2 separate regions of the Homo sapiens genome follow, and region 1 is linked to region 2. A link is a contact called in ENCODE Hi-C or POLR2A ChIA-PET data. All regions are on one chromosome and are shown on one strand. The core of a region is the stretch at or near the end of the contact, and the rest is flanking DNA. Distances in the headings are between cores, read along the strand shown. Region 1 overlaps CECR2 (CECR2 histone acetyl-lysine reader). Region 2 holds the start of ADA2 (adenosine deaminase 2).

What was found. Hi-C counts contacts between places; a loop is a spot of excess contacts on that map. ChIA-PET counts read pairs that join two places held with the same protein, here RNA polymerase II (POLR2A). Pooled maps may share reads with other maps.
Region 1: a pooled map shows a loop between it and region 2 (4-fold over the local background). The contact joins the enhancer-like site here to the promoter of ADA2 in region 2. A Hi-C loop is called at or near these places in 4 of 168 maps with a recorded cell type or tissue (heart left ventricle and heart right ventricle), 5 of 37 single-sample maps with no recorded cell type and 7 of 50 pooled maps. POLR2A ChIA-PET finds 5 or more read pairs at or near these places in 3 of 52 experiments (T-cell, activated CD4-positive, alpha-beta T cell and activated naive CD4-positive, alpha-beta T cell).

The regions. Positions count from the first base shown.
Region 1 is chr22:17,485,035-17,492,310 of GRCh38, forward strand. All of the region lies in intron 2 of CECR2 (CECR2 histone acetyl-lysine reader), which reads left to right. Among named protein-coding and RNA genes, the nearest start is that of SLC25A18, 75 kb to the right of the region's middle. Within about 2 kb of position 1,482, at least 3 of the 41 ENCODE cell types and tissues checked have a DNase peak (open chromatin) inside an H3K27ac peak, as active enhancers do.
Region 2 is chr22:17,215,182-17,222,480 of GRCh38, forward strand. It overlaps ADA2 (adenosine deaminase 2), which reads right to left and starts at 4,254. Exons shown (of 10, transcript NM_001282225.2): 1 at 4,175-4,254. It also overlaps the pseudogene FAM32BP. RefSeq lists enhancers at 3,631-3,991, 3,832-3,901, 3,912-4,041.

The DNA.
Region 1 (7,276 bases), core at 232-2,731, 270 kb after region 2:
CTGAGGTTTTTGCACTTACAGGACAGCATAACACTGTCTACTCATGGAAATGATACTGGCCAGCATGTCCTATGTCCTGGACGCTGCCAACTGCTTCTCAAGAACACTCATTTAATCCTTCCGACAGCCCTCTAATAGAAAGTCCTCTCCCATCCTTCCATCAGGGATGAGGAATTTGAGGCACAGAGAAGTTAAATAAATTGCCCAAGGTTACACAGCTGGTAATTGAGACAGTACAGATCTGTTTCCTAGACCTCCGACTCCTAACTGCAGCCCCGTGCTGTCAATGAGAAGTACAGGAGAAAAGTGTTAAGTAAAACAGTTTTCCTTGAAAACAGGATTTTTAACTCTTTGACATACTAAGGAAGCCTGTGAACCCCATCTAAAAATAATGTTTTGAAATCATAAGATTACACCCGAACCCAATTATACTGAAAAGTAGTGAAGTATTGGCCGGGCGTGGTGGCTCACGCCTGTAATCTCAACACTCTTGGGAGGCCGAGGCAGGCCGCTCACATGAACTCAGGAGTTCGAGACCAGCCTGGGCAACATGGTGAAACCCCGGCTCTACAAAAAGTATTATACAAAAATTAGTGGGGTACAGTGGCGCACACCTGTAGTCCCAGGTACTCGGGAGGCTGAGGCAGGAGAATCAGTGGAGCCCAGGAGGCGGAGGTTGCAGTGGAGATGGTGCCACTGCACTCCAGCCTGGGTAGCAGAGTGAGACCCTGTCTCCAAAAAAGAAAAGAAAGTAAAGTATTGAAGAATGAAATTTTTGATATAGTTAGTGTTGTATTCATCTAACAGCAGAGCTAATTTCCCAAAATTACTGTCTTCAGATCTCAGTGAGCATAAGTGCTATTTGGAAATATCTGCAGTATCTATATGATTTCAGTAGAAATCAGTTATTTCTGTGGACCTCTGCTTTAAAACGTGGGTTTTGTTTGTTCTGTTTTTGTTTTGAAGACGAGATCTCACTCTTCAGCGCAGTCTTGAGTGCTGTGGCGCAGTCATAGCTGACTGCAGCCTCCAACTCCTGGGCTCAAGCCATCTTCTCACCTCAGCCTCCTAAGTAGCTGAGATGACAGGCAGGCACCACCGTGCCCATCTAAAAGGGTTTTTAAATCCTAGATTGATCTGCAGTTCATAGTCAACAACTTAGACGTAAAAGGAACCTCATCATCAAGTACAGTTTATTTTTTTACCTGAGGAAGCGAAGGCAAAACAAAACTGGTATAAGCCTGAGAGACATCGAGAATAAAGTCTCAATTCAAATGATTTTTTCAGGAATTTGTTCATTTTGTTGCCAAAATAAAGTGGTATAAAGTGGTATTTTCCTGGGTGTAAGGCGTGGGGCTGGACTCCGAGGAGGCCCCCGTGATGCTGTGGAACCCTGTGTGCCTGTATGTGACACGCCACTGGGGGCGTGTCAGTCACATGCTAGTGTTCACTGTCACACTCTGGGGACGCCCCTTGCGGCTTGGATGAAGCGTCAGCCACTGGGAAAGCCCACATGGCTGGGAACGCGGGTGGCCTTGAGGAGCTGAGGGCAAGCCTTACTACAGCTGTGCATTCTCCCCAGGAAAAACTAGGCCATTAGAAAGAATGTTAGGCAAATAATGCAAGTCACAGAAGCATACACACCAGTGACTTATTAAGTGTAAGGCAAGGAGAACCAAATAAGGATACATATATATGGAAAACTTACGAAGAAGATCAAGTGAAAGCTTATCGCAATTCAGGAAAGTTATCATACCTGGTGAGCAGGGAGAAGACAGAAGGTATGAATAAGCGCGAGTGGTGATTCTCCAGCCTTACCACACAATCACCTAAGGGTGGTTACAACACAAATCGCTGGGCCTCACCAGCGTTTCATTCCGTAGGCTTGGGCTGGGGCCTGGGAACCTGCATGCTGTGCAAGTTCTGGGTGGTGCTGATGCTGCACGCTGCTGGTCCAGGACTTCGCTGGAAGGTCACTAATCTAAGGCATTGCTCACTTTCTGTTTTTCAGCTCGATGGTGAAATGTGGATTCTTCATTTTTGACAATTCTTTGCCTTTCTCTTTCAATATAAAACTTAAGCAGAGTTTTGATTTGATGCTAACACGTTCTTTGCAACACTACATACTTTTTCTTCTATATTCTCCCTGGAATTGCAAATCTGGTCAGTGGGTTTTATGGTCCTGTATCAATAAAAATACTTTAGGAATTTAACTAGTGGCTCTTTCAGCACTTTTGTTTTCCACTGGGAAGTAACCTGGCAAATTGAGCACTGGGTGGAAAATAGGAACTTCTGATTTGCTCTTCACTGTCAAAGTAAAGCTACGATTGAATCAAACTGTGTTTTGAGCTACGGTTTAAGCAGCGTAAAAATATTTTTCATTGGTTGGGCGCGGTGGCTCATGCCTGTAATCCCAGCACTTTGGGAGGCCGAGGCGGGTGGATCACTAGGTCAGGAGATAGAGACCATCCTGGCTAACGCGGTGAAACCCCGTCTGTACTTAAAAAATATAAAAAATCAGCCGGGTTTGGTAGCGAGCGCCTGTAGTCCCAGCTACTGAGGCAGGAGAGTGGTGTGAACCCGGGAGGCAGAGCTTGCAGTGAGCCGAGATCGCGCCATGCACAAGCCTGGGTGTCTCAAAAAAATTTTTTTCATTAAATACTCATGATGATAATACTTACTGCTAAAATGTTTTTCCTTTTGTCCGTACATCTTTAGTAGAGTGCTCTTTATAGAACGCAGACTGATTTGTGCTTCAGTATGGTCTTCACCCACTGTCCTGTGGCTTACACTCTTAAACGGTAATTCATCAACATTGTATATTCAATTTTTCATGTATTTATTTATTTATTTATTTATTTATTTTGAGAGAAGTCTCGCTCTTGTCCCCCAGGTTTGAGTGCAATGGCCTGATCTCGACTCACTGCAACCTCCACCTCCTGGGTTCAAATGATTCTTCTGCCTCTGCCTCCCAAGTAGCTGGGATTAAGGCACCCACCATCATGCCCGGCTAATTTTTGTATTTTTAGTAGAGACAGCGTTTCACCATGTTGACCAGGCTGGTCTCAAACTCCTGACCTCAGGTGATCTGCCCCCCCTTGGCCTCCCAAAGTGCTGGGATTACAGGCGTGAGCCACCGCACCCGGCCTCATTTAATTTTTAATTATGGATCTAGCATTGCGTAATAGATTCCCTAATTTAGATCCCTTATAAACAAACATTTAGTGTTTTGGGTTCTCTTTACAGAAATATCTGTCATCTTTTTGGAAATGACAATACTTCTGTTAAGTACGTTCATCGTGTCTTTTTTAACATAGGCCAGTGTTTTGTAACAAATGAGGGCACCACATAGTCACTATCCTACTGAAGAAAATAGACATTTCTGTCTTCCCAGAAAGTTTCCTTTGTAGTCAGTCTTCCCCATACCTACATTGTACACCTGGCAACCACTGACGACATTTTTATCACTATAGTTGGAGCCTAACCTGTTCTAGAACTGTATGAATGGGATCACACAGTGTGAAATGAACTCACATCAGCTTCTTTCATTCACATAGTGCCTGTATGATATTCACCCATGCCATTGTTTGTATCAGTGGTTTATTCCTTTGAGGGGGGTGGGGGACTAAATTGTATCTAGTGAAAAATATATCACAATTTATTGAATCTGTTCTTGGGATGAGCACTTAGGTTGCTTCCAGTTGGAGCCTATTATGAATGAAGCTGCTGTGAACATTTGCATACAAATGCTTGTGTGCACTTAATTTCATTTCTCTTGGGAATTGCTGGCGGGTCACATGGTAAAAGTATGTTTGACTTAAACTGTGAAATTATTTTCCAAACACTTGCAACATTTACGTTTCCACCAGCAATATCTGAACAGTCCAGTTGCTTCATATCTTTTTAAATTTTTATTTACTTATTTATTTGTTTGAGACAAGAGTTTTGCTCTTTTTGCCCAGGCTGGAGTGCAATGGTGCTATCTCTGCTCACTGCAACCTCCACCTCAAGTGATTCTCCTGCCTCAGCCTCCCAAGTAGCTGGGATTACAGGCATGCGCCAGCTAATTTTTTGTATTTAGTAGAGACGGGGTTTCACCATGTTAATCAAGCTGGTCTTGAACTCCTGACCTCAGGTGATCACCCGCCTCGGCCTCCCAAAGTACTGGGATTACAGGCATGAGCCACCTCGCCCGGCCTAGTTACTTCCTATCTTTGCCAACATCTGCTGTTTTTAATTTTACTAATCCTATTGTGTTGAAAGTGGCAGCTCATTGTGGGTTTAATTTGCATTTCCCCGATGACTAGTAATGTGGAGTGGTTATTCATGTGCTTACCATAAATTTGTATATGTCTTTTTTGGTGAAATATTTGGCCAAGTGTTTTACTTATTTCTTTTAAATTAGGGATGCTTATTTAATTTATTTATTGACTTTTTTGAGACAGGGTTCCCACTCTGTTACCCAGGCTGGAGTGCAGTGCTGTGATCATAGCCCACTGCAGCCTCGACCTCCTGGGCTCAAACAGTCCTCCGGCTTCAGCCTCCTGAGTAGCTGGGACTATAGGTATGCTCCATCACACCCTGCTTATTTAAAGCATATTTGTTGTAGAGACAGGTCTTGATATATTGCCCAGGCTGGTCTTGAACTCATGGCCTCAAGTTGTCCTCCAGCCTCAGCCTCCCAAAGTGCTGGAATTACAGGCGTGAGCAGCCATTCCAGGCCTTATCAACTTTTTAAATGTTTACTAAGGAACTGTTTTATATTATTAATTTTCTTTACTCTTTGCTTTTTTATTTTATTGATTTCTCTTTTTTATTTCCTCTGTTTACTTTGGCTTTAGCTTGCTCTTTTTTTTTTTTTGCTTCTTTGGAGTACTGTTTTTGAGCCTTTTTTCAAAAAACAGGCATTTAAAGCTATAAATTTTCCCTAAAAAACTTGTAAATTTCCTTCTAACCCATAGTTGGCTGCATCCTGCGAATTTTGATGTTTATATTATTGTTTAAAACATGCTCTCCTTTATTTCTTCTGTGACCCAAAAGTGTATTATTTAAATTCGTGATTTAGTATGTTAGTGGTAATACTGTTGAGATCTGTTCCTTACTGTTTTTTTTTTGTGTGTGTGTGTGTGTGTGTTTGGTCTATTAATGAGAAGCCAGTATTAAAATCTCTCTGATTGTGGATCTATTTCTCCCATTAGTTGTGCCCATTTTGTCTCATGGGTTGTGGTGTCCTGTTATTGGATGTGTAGCGGTAGCTTTGTTATATAGTCCTGGGAAGTTGTTCCATTTCTTCTTATGTGACACTCTGTCTCCACATCTGCTTTGTCTCATATTAATCCTCAGCTTTCTCATGCTTACTGTGCCTGGTAGATCATTTTCTATCCTTTTAATCTTTGTATTTTTATTTATTTATTTTTTGAGATGGCGTCTTGCTCTGTCACCCAGGCTGGAGTGCAGTGGTGTGATCTCAGCTCACTGCAACCTCCGCCTCCTGAGTGCAAGCAATTCTCCTGCATCAGCCTCCCGAGTAGCTGGGATTACAGGTGCATGCCACCACGCCCGGCTAATTTTTTTTTTATTTTTATTTTTTATTTTTAGTAGAGACAGGGTTTCACCATATTGGCCAGGCTGGTCTCAAACTCCTGACTTCATGATCTGTCCACCTCAGCCTCCCAAAGTGCTAGGATTACAGGCATGAGCCACCATGCCAGGCCTCCTTGTGTTTTTTTAAAGTGTACAATTCATTGGTTTTTATGTATTAACAAAATTGTGCAACCATCACCACTATCTAATTGCAGAATACTTCTATTACCCTACAGAAGACACTTTGTACCATTAGCAATCATTCCCTGTTTCCTCCCACCCACTTCCCAGCGTCACTATTCTTACTGTCTCCACAGGTTTGAGTGTTGTAGGCCCATCTTATAACTGGAGCCATATGGGAAGTGTCCTTTTGTATCTGGCTTTTTTCACTTAGAGTTATTTTTCAAGTTTTAACCATGTTGTAGCATGAATCAGTACTTCATTCATTTTTATGGTAAAATAATACTTCATTGTGTGGATACACACTTAATCCTTCAGTTCATGGGTATGTACGCAGATTTTAGCTTTTGGCTGTTAGGAATTCTGCCGCTTTGAACATTTGTGCGCAAGTCTTTGTGTGGATGTGTTTTCCTTTTCTCTGGGGTGTACACCTAGGAGTTGGAGTGGCTGGGTTGGTAGTTCAGTGCAACTTGGCGAAACTTCCACAGCAGCTGCACACTTAGCCTTCCCACCGGCCGTGTGTGAGGATTCCGTGTCTCTGCATCCTGGTCAGCACTTGTTACTGTGTGTTTTTTGACGTCCTCCATTATAGTGGACATGAGGTGGTACCTCATTATGGTTTTGACTTGCATTTCCCAAGTGGCTAAGGTTGAGAAACTTCTCTGCTGCCTTCTGCTTTTTGTTCCTTTGTTGGTCCTTTAATGCTTTCTTTTAGGCACATGAATTTGTTTTAAGTGTATCACTTTATTTCCACTATTGGCTTCTTATTCTGTGTGTGTGTGTGTGGGGGGGTGGGTGTTTAGCAGTCGTAGGGCAAACAATATATATCCTTAAATTTTATCCAGAGCTATTCAGAATTTTTATTGTACCTCTTCATGCCTTATACATGATACTTGAGACTTCTCACTTCATCTGTACAGTATTTAGGTTCCATTAAAAAAATAGCCTTTATCATTTTAAAGATACATTTGGGGTTTATTCACTTTCTTGGTTACCCAACATAAACATTCATAAACACATGTAAAAATCTGTATTATGTACATGTTTCTCTAGGCAAAGATGTTTTGCAGATTCTGCCTTAACCATATTTTCCTTTAATTTGAAATAACCATGATTTTAACTTATCTTGGCTGTCATGTTGATTTTAGTATGTGGGATATAGTAGCTATTCTACAGCCCTAGAGAAGAAGAACTGTTATTTTAATTATTTTGGCCTGGTCTTTTTATAAGCTTCGAGAATAAATGCTTTATCAAGTATTCATACAGAATCTTTTACTTGTTGCTTTACTACTAGAACCAGAATATTTATCTCAATTCAGTACTTATGTTAAACGTGGCCTGTGTGTACATGTATTTCATTTGCTTCACAAATTGTTGTAGCAAATGGGAGAATGCAATTTGATTTTTCATCTTATCTCCATTCTGGGAAGCCTGGTGCCAAACCTTTATTGCTCCCCTGTAGAGAGACCATGGCTGCCCTTTCATGTCCCTAACACATGCCTCAAAGAACTTA
Region 2 (7,299 bases), core at 3,004-5,503:
GAAAAACAAAGTGTGGAATTTGGGGTTCTCCTGTGTAAATTACACAAGAAAGCAGAAGCCAGTTATTTAAAAAAGAAAGAAAATGTGGCATATATACACAATGGAATACTACTCAGCCATTAAAAAATGAAATCACGGGCTGGGCACGGTGGCTTACGCCTGTAATCCCAGCACTTTGGGAGGCCGAGGCAGGAGGCAGGTGGATCACGAGGTCAGGGGTTTGAGACCAGCCTGACCAACATGGTGAAACCCCGTCTCTACTAAAAATACAAAAATTAGCTGAGCGTGGTGGCGGATGCCTGTAATCCCAGCTACTCAGGAGGCTGAGGCAGGAGAATTGCTTGAACCCAGGAGGCGGAGGTTGCAGTGAGCCGAGATCATGCCATTGCACTCCAGCCTGGGCGACAGAGCAAGACTCCGTCTCAAAAAAAAAAAAAGAAAAAAGAAATCACGTCATTTGCACCAACATGCACGGAACTAGAAGACATAATGTTAAATGAAATAAGCCAGACACAGAAGGACAAACACCGTATGTTCCCACTCATGTGTGAGAGCTAAGGAAGTTGATCTCATAGATATAGAGAATAGAAAGATAGACACCAGAGACTATGAAGGGTTGGGGTAGACATGGGGGATGAAGAGAAGTTGGTTATGGGTACAAATAGACAAGCACTTCAAGAGGCTGAGGCAGGAGAATCACTTGAGCCTAGAAGTTGAAGACTGGCCTGGGCAACAAAGCGAGACCCCCATCTCTACAAAAAATTTAAAAATTATCGGCAGGCAGATCACGAGGTCAGGAGTTCGAGACCAGCCTGACCAACATGGTGAAACCCCATCTCTACTAAAAATACAAAAATTAGTCAGGCGTGGTGGCGTGCACCTGTAATCCCAACTACACAGGAGGCTGAGGCAGGAGAATCGCTTGAACCTGAGAGGCGGAGGTTGCAGTGAGCCGATATCGCACCACTGCACTCCAGCCTGGGGAAGAAGCAAGACTTCATCTCAAAATAAATAAATAAATATAATAATAAAAATTATCCATGTGTAGTGGTACACACCTGTACTCCCAGCTACTCAGCAGGCTGAGGTGGGAGGATCACTTGAGTCTGGGAGGTCAAGGCTGCAGTGAGCCATGATGGTGCCATTGCACTCCTGCCTGGGTGACAGAGTGAAACCCTATCTGCCCCACTCCCAGGAAAAAAAAAAACCTACAGTTAGATAGAAGAAATAAGTTCTAATGTTTCATAGTAGACTAGGGTGACTATACTTAGCAATAATATTATGTATATTTCAGAGTAACTAAGACCGGGCATGGTGGCTCATGCCTGTAATCCCAGCACTTAGGGAGGCCGAGGCAGGTGGATCACAAGGTCAGGAGTTCAAGACCAGCCTGGCCAACATGGCAAAACCCTGTCTCTACTAAAAATACAAAAACTAGCCATGTGGCGTGTGCCTGTAATCCCAGCTACTTGGGAGGCTGAGGCAGGAAACTTGCTTGAACCCAGAGGGCAGAGGTTGCAGTGAGCCGAGTTCGTGCCACTGCACTCCAGCCCGGCAACAGAGCAAGACTCCACCTCAAAAAAAAAAAAAACACACACACACACACACATATATATAGAGAGAGAGACTCAAATAAAATGGATTAAAGTTAAAATAAATAAATAAATAACAAATATAACCAGAGCACAAGATCATAAGACATGCTTCAAACTGAGAAAGAAACCAAAACAAAACACACAGAGATAAGGAACTGAGAGGAAACAAAGCAACACAGGAAATAAAAGAAAAACCTGAAAGAACTGTAATTAACATCCTTAAAGACATAAAACATTGTGTGTGTAAAACAGGAACAGGAGGTGATTAAAAAAATGAGAATTAGAAAGAACTTTCAGAAATTAAAAACAGCAAAGCCGAATGTTTAAAAATTTACTAGCAATATTAAAAATGAAGTTAAAGAAAATATTTTTAAAAGTAAAGCAAAATAGGAGAAAAGAAAATGAGATGATTATTGGTTGAAGAAATCCAACACCCAAATAACAGACATTTCAGAAGGAAAAAGAAAAAAAAAACAGGTGAAGGAAATAAGCCAATAAGGAATACAAGAAATTGCCCCAGAACTGACAGTCTTTAGATTGAGTACCTTGCACAGCACAGTCAATCATTCTGTGGCCACACCAAGGTACAGCATCTTGGTATTTCAGAGCATTAGCATTAGAAAGGATTATCAAAACTTGCAGAGAGCAGCCAGTTCAGGGTGGCAACGAGCAGGGACTGAAGGAAGGAAATGTATTCAGCATCTCCTCACACAAGGCTCTATGCTGCTCCTTTACCTGGGTTATCTATTTGAATTACATTTAAGAAGGGGCAGTGGCTCATGCCTATAATCCCAGCACTTTGGGAGGCTGAGGTGGGCAGATCACTGGTGCCCAGGAGTTCGATACCAGCCTGGGCAACATAGCAAAACCAAAATACAAAAATTAGCCAGGCGTGGTGTATTGAACCTGTAGTCCCAGCTATTCATGAGGCTGAGGCATGAGAAGTTCTTGAACCTGGGAGGCGGAGGTTTCAGTGAGCCTAGATTGCACCACTGCACTCCAGCCTGGGTGACAGAGCAAGACTCTGTCTCAAAAATAAATACGTAAATAAAATTTTTAAAATGAAAATAAAACGATTGTTTCTCTACACTTGAAAGTATGATACAGCATACTGGAACATGTCAAGACTGTAAATTAGGAGACCTTAGGAACAGCCTCAAATTAGTATCATTCTAACTGTGCAACCTTGGGCAAATCACTAACGTCTCCAGATCTCAGTGTCCTCACCTACAAAAAAGGTAACTTGGACAAGATCAGTGGTTTTCCAAGTGCAGCATGAATATCATCAGTGGCATAAATACAATCTTAGGTGGCTCACAAATGGATAGGGGTTATGTTGACAGATAGGTAATTTTAAAACATGTATTAGCACATCAAACCCATGATATCGTAACTATTATTGTTTTTGTTGAAAAATTTTTAAGTTAAAGAAAAATATTAAGTAAATAGAGGTGCAAGGATATGACAAAAATGGAAAGTTTGCTACTCATTAAATCATTTTAATATCCAAGATTCTTCCCAGCTCAGTTATTCTGTAGTACATCAGATAGCAAAGAAAATTTTAAGAAGGAACTAGTATCAGCAATATGCAGTTATGGCAGAAGCTGTACCCCCAAAATCAGAGTGCTGGACGTCAGCAGAACCCCTTTAACTTCATTAAGTCCTTGACTCTCTTTTTTGACCACGGTGTTTGCCTGCTACTAAAATCTCTAGGGCAGGAGCACGGTGACTTCTATGTCACCATCCCACCTACCCCATGCCACATTCTCCATCAACAGCCCCGCCCCTTGTCCCTGTCTCCCTGGTGACACATAACAAAGGCCATCAAGCTCCCAAATCTTCAACTCCATCCTCTCCAAGAAGGACCCCAAAAGCATTTGTGTCCCAGCAACTGTGAACTTTTCCAGGCTGCCAGACAGAAGTTTATCTAATGGTGGTCAAGACCTGCCTGGTTGAATACTAGTAAAAACAATCCTTATTCACAATTTATTGCTATATCTACTTCATCTTCTCTCCTCCACAAGATTTTCCTTTTACTTTTAAAAGAGGATGCATGAAAACTTCATAAAGTAGTTTGCTTCCAGACTAAGAAGAAAGGAGGCTGGGTGTGGTGGCTCTGCCTGTGATCCCAGCCCTTTGGAAGGCCGAGGCAGGCAGATCACCTGACGTCAGTCGTTCAAGACCAGCCTGGCCAACACGGTGAAACCCCGTCTCTACTAAAAATACAAAAATTAGCCGGGCGTGGTGGTGGGTGCCTGTAATCACAGCTATTAGGGAGGCTGAGGCACAAGAATGGCTTGAACTCGAGAGGCAGAAGTTGCAGAGAGCCGAGATCGTGCCACCACACTCCAGCCTGGTGACAGTGGAGTAGGCCACATGCATCTGTGGTCCTGAGTAAATGCCCTTGGGCCCATTTTCAAAAGCCTGTTGGGAGAAAGCCTGTTACTCCTCCACTGAGAGTCTCAGACCCAGCTCAGATGGAGACAGGGAGAGGTGCAGGTGGATCAAGCCCAAGCTCCGGACTTCCCAGCTACCTCCTGAACCTCATCATCCCACAGCTCCCAAAGGACCCCAGTTACCTCGGAACAGCTCCAGAAACTGAGGGCTGTTTGCTCAGCGCCCCAGCATCTGTGCAGAGCACCGGAAAAGCTCACCAACTGTTTCACTTCCTGTTGGGGTAGGTTTTATTTCCCTCCAGTGTGCACCAGGGATCCAACTAGAGGCCGGGGAGAGGGGCTCTGCAGTGCTGAGGCAGCCAGAGTGGCAAGTGTGTGGCTTACATGCATGCTTGCTGTGTGCATCTGAGTTTGATGTGGGGGGCTTGTGCGCATGTTCATGTGGGTGTTTGTGTGTTCGTGTGTGTTTCGGTTTATGTGCATGTGGGGTTTGTTTTTTTTTTTTTTTTTTTTTTTTTGTAGACAGAGTTTCACTCTTGTTGCCCAAGCTGGAGTGCAATGGCGCAATCTCAGCTCACTGCAGCCTCCGCCTCCCGGGTTCAAGCAGTTCTCCTGCCTCAGCCTCCCGAGTAGCTGGGATTGCAGGCGTGCGCCACCATGCCCCACTGATTTTTTGTATTTTTAGTAGAAATGGGGTTTCACCATGTTGGTCAGGCTGCTCTCGAACTCCTGACCTCAGGTGATCCGCCCACCTCGGCCTCCCAAAGTGCTGGAATTACAGGCGTGAGCCACCATGCCCGGCCGCATGTGGGTTTATTTGTGTTGGAGGGAGGGTGTGTGTGTGTTTGTGTGTACTGTGTCTTTGAAAGGTCCACAGCATGTTGGTTTTGGAAACAAGCACCGCAAAGAGGCACTCCAAAATCTGTTCATGAACTCTGGGAAGTTCTCCTTCCTCAAAATGTGATTGTGGACTGTGGGGCAACCCATTAGACAGAGAGTAAAAAGTAGCTATAATAAAATATATGTTTTAGGGGGGAAATCAGGGATGCGGGGACAGGACAGTAGAGGGGGCAGGAGGTAGGAGACAAGAGCTGGGGTGTGAAGAGGACCAGCAAGAACAACGCTCCAAGGGACAAGTGGAGCAGACAAGGCTCCTGTACCCAGGACGGTCAGAGTCAGACCTCGCTTTGTAGCTGGCCTTAGCACTGTAGCAGTGGGGCCTCGACCAAGTTGTTTCAACTCTCTATACTTCAGTTTCCTCATCTGAAAATGTGGATAATAAAAGCACCCACCACAGAGGGTCCATTGTCAGAATTAAAGGAAAAACACATGCAAAGTACCTGCCACATAGAAAGCTCTTGATAAATATTAGCCATGACTATTCTTAGAAGTAACTATTGGGATGCCTCATCCAAGCCAATTAGAAATGCAGACATGGGAGGCTACACCAGGGACCTCCATGTCACATGCATGGTCTAAAGACTCGATTGCACCCCACTCCTCCCCAGTCCCACTCAAATCTACCCCCAAGACCCCAAATCTACCCCCAAAAGCCCACGGCAGTTTCAGTTCTGCAGCTCCCATACATCTGGAGCCTTGATGCTCCTTTTTGTCATTTTCTCCAAAAAGTACCAAGGTCATTCATTTAATAAACAGGAAGAAATCCCAAAGTGAAAACACAGAGGGGTCAGGGATTCCCTCATCAAGAGTTCAAGACTAGGCTGGGCTCAGTGGTGCATGCCTGTAATCCCAGCACTTTGGGAGGCCGAGGCAGGTGGATCACAATGGAAGGGGTTCGAGACCAGCCCCTACTAAAATACAAAAATTAGGTGTGGTGGTGCGCACCTGTAATCCCAGCTACTTGGGAGGCTGAGGCAGGAGAATTGCTTGAACCCTGGAGGTGGAGGTTGCAGTGAGCTGAGATTGCACCATTGCACTCCAGTCTGGATGACAGAGTGAGATTTTGTCTCAAAAAAAAAAAAAAGAGTTTAACACTAATTTTTTGAAAGTTAGAGGAAGCAGAATGCACCGCAAGTAATAAGGAGAAACAAGATTGATTCCAGCGCCGCACAAAGGGAAACCACCAATTCTGAAAGTAAATCATGTGAAGGGTTTTTTGTGGGTTTTTTTTATACTTTAAGTTCTAGGGTACATGTGCACAATGTGCAGGTTTGATACATAGGTATACCTGTGCCATGTTGGTTTGCTGCACCCATCAACACATCATTTACATTAGGTATTTCTCCTAATGCTATCCCTCCCCCAGCCCCGACCCCCCCGACAGGCCCTGGTGTGTGATGTTCCCCTTGAAGGGTTTTTTTAAAGACCAGGTCAAAGCTAAAGATCAAGCTTTTCTTTCCAAACGCTTTAGCTAAAAGTAGGAGCTAATTTTCACATCTCCGAAGGTGGCTCCAGGACTCCAAGTCACACCTTGGCAAGGGTGTGGCAGCTGGCAGAGGACTGCAGGTCCTTGTCAGGCAGAACCTGCCGGGTTCTGGGGAGTGGAGACTCAGATCTTGAGGTGGAAGCAGAGACAAGAGCTGGGCACACTTACCTGGATGTGGGGTTGGGAGCGGTGAATCAGAGCCCAGTTAGATCCTGGAGGCTGGCAGCAGGCTCTGCAGAGGTGCAGGGGCACCTCATTCAGAAGGGGCCATTTATTGGCCCTCTGTGGCTAAAACCAGCTCCAAGCAGGACTTTTTATGGCTGGAGTCGCCTCCAAAGGGGCGTCGGCCTCCACTCAGGTGTGACTCTGAGCGTTGCCTAGCTGAAAAGGCGTGATGATAGGGAGCACACGTGAGGCCATTCGGGAAGAATATTTTGCCAAGTGCAGAGGCCGTAAAAACGTGGAACATGGCTCTGTTTTTTATGCTCTATTGAAAATGATCATCAGAAGCAGAAACTGGGCTTGTGTTCAGAACCTGAAAATCTGCAGGGCAGAAAAACAGGACAAAGGCATCTTTTAGTGACTGCAAAACTAAACCTCAACAGAAAGATGCCTGAAGAGACAGGTGGATTATGACCTCAGAATTGGAGACAGGAGAGGTTTTCAGAATTAAAGATCATCTATGGCTACACAAACATTTGAGAGGTATTTTCATTAAAACATCCCTTTCTTCACACCAATATCATGAATTATATGCTATGCACAACCTATAACAGAGTATAGCAGAGTTACCAGTGGTTTAAAGTGCTGCATATATGATTGTTATATGAGGTAAATAAGATTCTCTGACCCAGAGTTAAGAAAATGGAAATAATAATTGCTAAGGCATATTAAGAATTATATATGTATGTGTGTGTGTATA